2 separate regions of the Homo sapiens genome follow, and region 2 is linked to region 1. A link is a contact called in ENCODE Hi-C or POLR2A ChIA-PET data. All regions are on one chromosome and are shown on one strand. The core of a region is the stretch at or near the end of the contact, and the rest is flanking DNA. Distances in the headings are between cores, read along the strand shown.

Region 1 (3,919 bases), core at 305-2,804:
CCCTCAGACCCAGGAGTCCGGGCCCCAGCCCCTCCTCCCTCAGACCCAGGCGGCCAGGCCCTCAGCTCCTCCTCCCTCAGACCCAGGAGTTCAGGACCCCCCGCCCCTCCTCCCTCAGACCCAGGCATCCAGTACCTGAGGGTTGAAAGGGTCGTCATCGTCTGTGTCATCGTAGTCGTCACTGGGGTTTGATGCGGGGCATGGCAGAGAGGCGGGATGGGGACCCATCAGGAGGCTGCACCCCCCACCCCCACTGCCACCGTGGTCCCCAGGTGCTGCCCCTCCTCTTCCCTCCCCAGGACCCTACCCTCCCCCGCTCCTGACCTGGGTGGGAAGAGGGCCCAGGCTCGGGGCAGGCTGCAGAGGGCAGTGGCCAGCGCTCCTGCAGACAGCAGGGAGAAGAGTAGCAGGAAGAGCAGGCCTTCCAGGGCGTCTTCGCACAGGCCCCGCAGGGCTGCACCATAGTCCTGAGGGGAGGGCGTCATCAGGCCATGCGTCCCCACCCCCTCCCCCATCGGCACACACTGTGCACATCAGTCTGACCGTCCTCCCGGCTGTGGTACTGCACACGTCAACTGACCACTCTGTGCCTCAGTTTCCCCTGTCAAAGGGCAGTTCTGAGAATACAGTGGGTACAGTGGGGTCTTTGGTGTGATAGGCCTGGCACTCAGGAATTAATTGCCCAGCCTCCAGACTTGGCTTCTCCTGAGCTGCACCCGCCCTTGTCATTGCAGGCCCCTATCTCCCTTTCACATGGGTCCTCCCCAGTCAGCACCCCACATCTAGAACCAGTCCAGCATCTCCCACCAGCCCTGGGCCCTCTCCTCCATCTTCATCTACCCAGGAACGTGAGAACTGCTACTTCCGTTTCCCTTCTCCCTCCCGGCAGCGGCACCTCCTGCAAGAGCATCCTCCCCTGCACCAAGCGCCCACAGGCCAGCCACCGCCAGCTCCGCCTTGGTCCAGGGGCGAGGGCTTCATAACCTGGGCCCTGCTGACATTTTGAGCCAGATCATTCTCTGTGGTGACGGCGCTGCCCTGTGTGTTGTGGGGTGCTGAGCAGCCCCACTCAGCTCCACCCACCAGATGCCAGGAGCACCCCCTCCTGCAGTGTGACAACCAACAGCAACTCGGCACCCGGCCAGGTGTCCCTGGGGGCAGAACTCCTCACCCAGCCAGGTGTCCCTGGGGGCAGAATCACTGGCCTAGAGCACGTGGAACAGCACGTCGAAAAACCAACCAGTGGCTCAAGATGACACCGCGCACACAATACACACTCAACATGCCAACAAATGCTGGCTCTGATGACTGTCGTCCCAAGAAATCAGCAGAAACGGCCTTCACCGAGTGCTAAGCACCTGCACAGCGTATGTATTCAGTGGGGGTTGACAGAGCCTGCTCTGCCCCAGGCGCTGCCCCCAGTACCAGGAAACTTCGGTAAACAGGACCGAGAAGGTCATCTCAGAGGCTGGTGTGCAACGAGGTAGGAGGGCGGGGGTCAGTGCAGGGCAGGGGTAGGTCGGGTAACCCCACTAGCAGGGATGGGTCCTCCAGGAAGGAGCCAGGCAGAGGGCTGTGCAGAGGAAGCTGGGAGGGGCTGAGGCCAGAGGCAGACAGATCCAGGACTGACCACCCAGGCCCTTGTAGGTCAGGGCGAGGAACAGGGATTTTAATCCATGTCTGAGGGGAATCACTGAGCGTTTTAAGCAGAGGAAGAACTTGATCGGATTGTGTTTTAAAAGGATCACCTGGCTGGCTGGCTGCTGCATGGAGGACAGACGGGGGTAGGCGAGGGGGGACAGGGAAGAGGCCCCTGTGGTCATGGTGGCTAGGATGCGGGGACCAGGGCACAGCAATGGTGGTAGGAACAGCGGTGGGAGTCCATATAGGTTTCAGAGGAAGGGCCAACAGAACTTGTTCTGAGAATGGTTGTGGGAGCTAAGAGCCTGAGTTTCTGGCAGGAGCACCTGGTTGAGGTGGGGTGTCTGTTACTAAGCCAGTGAGGGTTGGGGTACGGACCTGTCGGGGCAATGGAGGCTCTGTTTTGAGAGTATTGGTACATGCACACTGTCCTTCATCCTCACAACAGCCCTGCCAGGCAGACACTGACCCTCTCACGCTGCCGCCTCTTGCAATGGTGGAAAGAAGTTGCAGCCCAGAGAAGGCAAGCTACTTGCCCAGAGTCACACTGTCTGGAAGGGGCAGAAGCGATATTGGAGCTGATTCTCTTAGGCTCCAGTGCCCTCCCTCCTTCATCCTCATCCCTGATGTCCCTTATTGTTGATTTTTTTTTTTTTAATAGAGATGGGGTTTCACCATGTTGGCCAGGCTGGTCTTGAACTCCTGAGCTCAAGGAGTTCTGATCTGCCCCACTGGGCCTCCCAAAGTGCTGGGTTTATAGGCACGAGGCACCCATCCCTAGCCCCCTCCTATTTTTTTTTTTTTTTTTGAGACGGATTCTCGCTCTGTCACCCCGGCTGGAGTGCAGTGGCTCGATCTCAGCTCACTGCAACCTCCACTGCCCAGGTTCAAGCAATTCTCGTGCCTCAGCCTCCTGAGTAGCTAGGAATACAGGGGTGTGCCACCACGCCCGGCTAGTTTTTTTGTATTTTTAGTAGAGATGGGATTTCGCCATGCTGGCCAGGCTGGTCTCAAACTCCTGACCTCTGGTGATCCGCCCACCTTGGTTTCCCAAAGTGCTGGGATTACAGGCGTGAGCCACAGTGCCCGGCCCCGCCGCTTATTCTTGATTTTAATCTGTGAGGACCCTGGCACACTGACAGGGGAGATGGAGACCCAGGGTCTCATGGTGCAGTGGTAGGGAAGGGTAGAGTGATCTGTCCTCTTCCTTCCCTTCCCTCCCTCCACAAAGGAGTCTGGGGGCCTGTATTCCAGCCCAGTTTCTGCCTAGGCCACAGAAAAGCGCCTGAACCCCAGTTTATCCTTATGCAAAAGATCAGGGCAGCCCTGGGCTGGGTGGGGGCCCAGCCTTTCTCAGCTCAATAGTCAGCAATTCTGAGCATGGCTTCAGTGCTTACTCCCCACTCCCTTTTTGGAATGCCAGTTCCAGAAGGGTGGGAGGCAGTGGGAGCCACAGAAGGGGTCTGTCTGAGCCAGACCAGGGAAAGCTCAGATCCATGCGATGGCGTAGACAAATCCCTCTTGGGTAGGGTTGCCAGATCAAATTCAGGACTTCCAGTTACATTTGAGTATCGGATGCCCAATACATAATTTTCTAGTATAAGTATCTCCCCAGCATTGCACCGGGCGTACTTATAGCAGAGTGGTTTGCTGTTTGCTGAATCTGGCAGCCCTATTCTAGGGTCCATGGGGGGATGGATGGGGAGGGGGCCATGCTTCCTTCTGCAGGGGAGAGAACGAGGCCTCAGCTGCGGCAGGGGCATTGGGCATTGAGAGTAGATGGATGAAGACATTCCAGAAGCAGAAAGGACAAAACTGGGCAACTGCCTGGCTGTGGGGGGCAGAGGGCGGGGCCCTCCGGAAGGTCCCTCTCTCCTCAGTGTGCATGGGCTGGCTGGCCGTGTGACCTTGGGAAGGTCCCTCAACTCTGCTCCTCATCTTCTAACCTGTTAGGTGGGATAATCATAGTTCCTTCTTCATAGCATTGTTATGAGGCATCGATGAGTTACCACCTGTGAAATGCAACAGGGTCAGGTACTTGGTGAAGCTATGCACATGTGAGGTCTTTGATGGGAAGACTGGCCGGGGAAAGGCATCCTCGGGTGTGTGTTTTAGAACAGCTCTTACTGGTTTTGTTTGTTTGTTTGTGACAGAGTTTCGCTCTTGTTGCCCAGGCTGGAGTGCAGTGGCACAATCTTGGCTCACTGCAACCTCTGCCTCGTGGATTCAAGCGATTCTCCTGCCTCAGCCTCCCGAGTAGTTGGGATTATAGGCGCCC
Region 2 (4,107 bases), core at 1,485-3,984, 470 kb before region 1:
ACTGAAGCCTCGACCTCCTGGGTCAGGAGTTTGAGACCAGCCTGGTCAACATGGTGAAACCCCGTCTCTACTAAAAATGCAAAAATTAGCCGGGTGTGGTGGCACATGCCTGTAATCTCAACTACTTGGGAGGCTGAGGCAGGAGAATTGAGGCTGAGGCAGAGGTTGCAGTGAGCTGAGATTGTACCACTGCACTGCAGCGAGACTGTCTCAAAAAAAAAAAAAAAAGCCCCGGCCAGCCGCCCCGTCCGGGAGGTTGGGGGGCAGCCCCCGCCCGGCCACTGCCCCGTCTGGGAGGTGGGGGGGCGCCTCTGCCCGGCCGCCCCGTCTGGGAAGTGAGGAGCCCCTCTGCCCGGCCGCCACCCCGTCTGGGAGGTGTACCCAACAGCTCATTGAGAACGGGCCATGATGACGATGGCGGTTTTGTCGAATAGAAAAAGGGGAAATGTGGGGAAAAGAAAGAGAGATCAGATTGTTACTGTGTCTGTGTAGAAAGAAGTAGACATAGGAGACTCCATTTTGTTCTGTACTAAGACAAATTCTTCTGCTTTGGGATGCTGTTAATCTATGACCTTACCCCCAACCCCGTGCTCTCTGAAACATGTGCTGTGTCCACTCAGGGTTAAATGGATTAAGGGCGGTGCAAGATGTGCTTTGTTAAACAGATGCTTGAAGGCAGCATGCTCCTTAAGAGTCATCACCACTCCCTAATCTCAAGTACCCAGGGACACAAACACTGCGGAAGGCCGCAGGGACCTCTGCCTAGGAAAGCCAGAGACCTTTGTTCACATGTTTATCTGCTGACCTTCTCTCCACTATTGTCCTATGACCCTGCCAAATCCCCCTCTCCGAGAAACACCCAAGAATGATCAATAAATACTAAAAAAATTAAAAAAAAAAGAATAAATGAGTAGCTGTGTTCCCCTGCCAGAACCTCCAAACAAGGTCCAAAGACCCTGAGCAAATGAAAAGGCACAGACAAAAAATATATATATTTCAACACAAGTATATGACACAGAATATAGAAATAACTTTTCCTAATCAATCAAAATATAAGCAACCCAATTTAAAAATAGGCAAAAGATTTAAATAGACATTTCACAAAAGAAGATATTTGAATGGACATGAAATACTGTTGTGAGCTGCATAATGACATTTTGGCCAACAATGTACCACATATATGATGGTGGTCCCATAAGATTATAATGAAACTGAAAAATTCCTATTGCCTGATGACATCATAGCCTTCCTAGCACAAAGTATTGCTCATGTGTTTTTGGTGTTGCTGGTATAAACAAACCTAATTGTATAGCACATACAATTATGTATGTATATGTAACTATGTATAATACTTGATAATAATAATAAACAACCATATTGTTAAAAAAAAAAAAAAGCTAATTTTTTTTTTTTTTTAGAAAACCACCACCTGGCTGGGTGTGATGGCTCACACCTGTAATCCCAGCACTTTGGGAGGGTGAGGCGGGCGGATCATCTGAGGTCAGGAGTTCGACACCACCCTGGCCAACATGGTGAAACCCCATCTCTACTAAAAATACAAAATGTGGCGTAGTGGTGGGTGCCTGTGATCCCAGCTACTTGGGAAGCTGAGGCTGGAGAATCACTTGAACCCAGGAGGTGGAGGTTGCAGTGACTGGAGATTGCACCACTGCACTCCAGCCTGGGTGACAAGAGCGAAACTCCGTCTCAAAACAGATAAAAAAAAAAAAAACCCACCACCTGTGATGGGTGAGGGAAGCAAAGTGTAAGCCACTGCGCCTGGCCCACAGGCATTGTTTTTGAGGACATTCCTCAGTCATACCCCTGCATACAAATATCTATCTCAGAATCTGTGTCATGGAGAAACTGACTGAGGACACATCTGCTCCTAGGACGTAGAGACACGGTCTGCAGACAACCCCTTGTAGGCAAGGATTGTGATGGGGATCACCCCTCCTTCCAGCCTCCTACCGAGACAAGCAGTGTCTGAGTGGGGCTTGGAAGAGTTCATAGATGATGCTGCATCCCGGATGCAGACTGAGATCACTCTCCAGTTAGAGAACCGGACAGTTACCTGTTACCACCAGATCCAGCAAGTTGCTGGGCTCTGACCAGAGCTCCCCAACCCGATAGATGCAGCTGTATTGCCCTGCCATGCGGGAGTTCATGTCCGGGATGTAGAATTGGACTTTGTTAATCCGCTCAGGGGGTTTTGGTCTGTCCACGGCAAAAAGGCTTCCTTCAAAGTGCAGCTGGTATTCAACAGCCCCATAATTTCCCTGGCAACAGATGGTCACTTGCTTTTCCTTTGGAACCATGAAATGGGGCTCGGCCCAGATGAACGGTTTTGGGAGAGTCTCTGGAAGGGAATCAGAGGCTGGAGTTCCAGCGGAGCCCCCTCCCCCCAACCTTAGGCTCCACCCAGCTGCTGGCCCCAAGCTCTCCTGGGAAGCCAGCACCCTGTCCCCTCACCCCAGCCGTGCTTGGGTGGAAGGAGCTTGGCCTGAATCCGGAAGAGTGACCCTGGGCTTTGAAGGAAGGACTCACGCTGCTGGGCGCTGATCCTCTGACTCAGACACAGCCCTGGAAGACGGGAGTAATGAGACCTGTTGCCTCCCAGGCACACCGTGATCCCATTCCCCTTCCACGCCAGAACTCACCGACGCAGAGCAGGGCAGGGAGTGTGGAAGACATCGCTCAGATTCTGCCGGCCTAGTGCTGAGCAGTGGGGACTGAGCCGGGCGGGCCAGGGAGATAGATACACAGGAAGTGGTGGGTGAGCACCAGCGCCCATCACCAGAGCGCTTTCACGTTGACTGCTTTCATCAGAACGTTCACAACTCCCCTCCGCCTCTGACCATGAGCTTACAGAAAGGCCGTGGTCCCTCTGACACATCTGTGGTCTAGCCAGCAACTCTGACAATTGTCTGCTCAGCCCAAAATGCATTTCTGGGTCAACTTCTCAATTCTGCAATGTGGAGGTCGTACCCAGAGCTGACTGTGGGAAGTTGTGCCCAATCATGCCCAGAGGAAACCCCCTGAGAATCGTATAAAAACATAGGGAGTTTCACAGTGAGATACTGGAACAGGAATTAAAAGAAATTACAGAATGTGTAAACAAAAACTCAGTTGTATTTAAGAAAACCCAGTTCCCCCCGAGGAAGAGAAAGAGGTGGAGTCCTTTAAACATGAACTGCCTGTTTTTCTGTCTGTGGCTAGTGAGCCTTATCTCTCCCTTTCCCAGGCATTGTGAAGACCCTGTTTCTCTTGCCGTGCGGCTGCAAGGTCACTAGACAGGATAACCTCAAGTCGTAAAACATATTTTTCTTGAAAAGTAAGGAATAATGTGATGCATGTCTCAATTGAATAACTGCCTTTGTTTCTTGCTTCTGTAATATGCTTCCCCCTGCACAGATCTCCCCCAACCCCACAAAATGCTTAAAAGGTAACCGGACTCTCTGTTCGAGCCTCAGTCTTTTTGGATGTTAATCTGACTGGGGCCGGTGCACCTAAATAATAATAATAATAATAAATCCTCCTCAACCCCTCGGTCTCTCTGATTCCTAAATTATCCCTCAACAATACCATCTCACACCAGTCAGAATGGCCATTACTGAAAAGCCAGAAATTAACAGATGCTGGTGAGATTGTGGAGCAAAGGGGACACTTATACACTGTTGGTGGGTGTAAATTAGTTCAGCCACTGTGGAAAGCAGTTTGGTTTGGAGATATTTCAGAGAACTACAAACAGAGTTACCATTCAGCCCAGCAATCCCATCGCTGGGTATATAGCCAAAGGAAAATAAATCATTCTACCAAAAAGACACATGCACTTGTATGTTCATTGCAGCAGGATTCACAATAGTGAAGACATGGAATCCACCCAGGTCCCATCAGAGGTGGACTGGATAAAGACAATGTGATATGTATACACCACAGAACGCTATACAGCCTTGAAAAATCACAAGATTATGTCCTTTGCAGCAACATGGATGCAGCTAGAGGCCATTATCCTAAGCGAGTTAACACAGAAACAGAAAACCAAATACTGGCCAGACACGGTGGCTCAGGCCTGTCATCCCAGCACTTTGGGAGGCTGAGGCAGGT

The links. Hi-C counts contacts between places; a loop is a spot of excess contacts on that map. ChIA-PET counts read pairs that join two places held with the same protein, here RNA polymerase II (POLR2A). Pooled maps may share reads with other maps.
Region 2: POLR2A ChIA-PET joins it to region 1 with 13 read pairs in H1. The contact joins the promoter of NCR1 here to the enhancer-like site in region 1. A Hi-C loop is called at or near these places in 1 of 50 pooled maps. POLR2A ChIA-PET finds 5 or more read pairs at or near these places in 4 of 52 experiments (GM12878, H1, HEK293 and 1 more).

What each region holds. Positions count from the first base shown.
Region 1 is chr19:54,432,090-54,436,008 of GRCh38, reverse strand. TTYH1 (tweety family member 1) reads right to left here. Exons shown (of 14, transcript NM_020659.4): 11 at 325-467; 12 at 136-181. Among named protein-coding and RNA genes, the nearest start is that of LENG8-AS1, 15 kb to the left of the region's middle. Within about 2 kb of position 1,554, at least 3 of the 41 ENCODE cell types and tissues checked have a DNase peak (open chromatin) inside an H3K27ac peak, as active enhancers do.
Region 2 is chr19:54,904,775-54,908,881 of GRCh38, reverse strand. NCR1 (natural cytotoxicity triggering receptor 1) reads right to left here and starts at 2,734. Exons shown (of 7, transcript NM_004829.7): 1 at 2,661-2,734; 2 at 2,548-2,583; 3 at 2,075-2,359. The coding sequence starts at 2,694.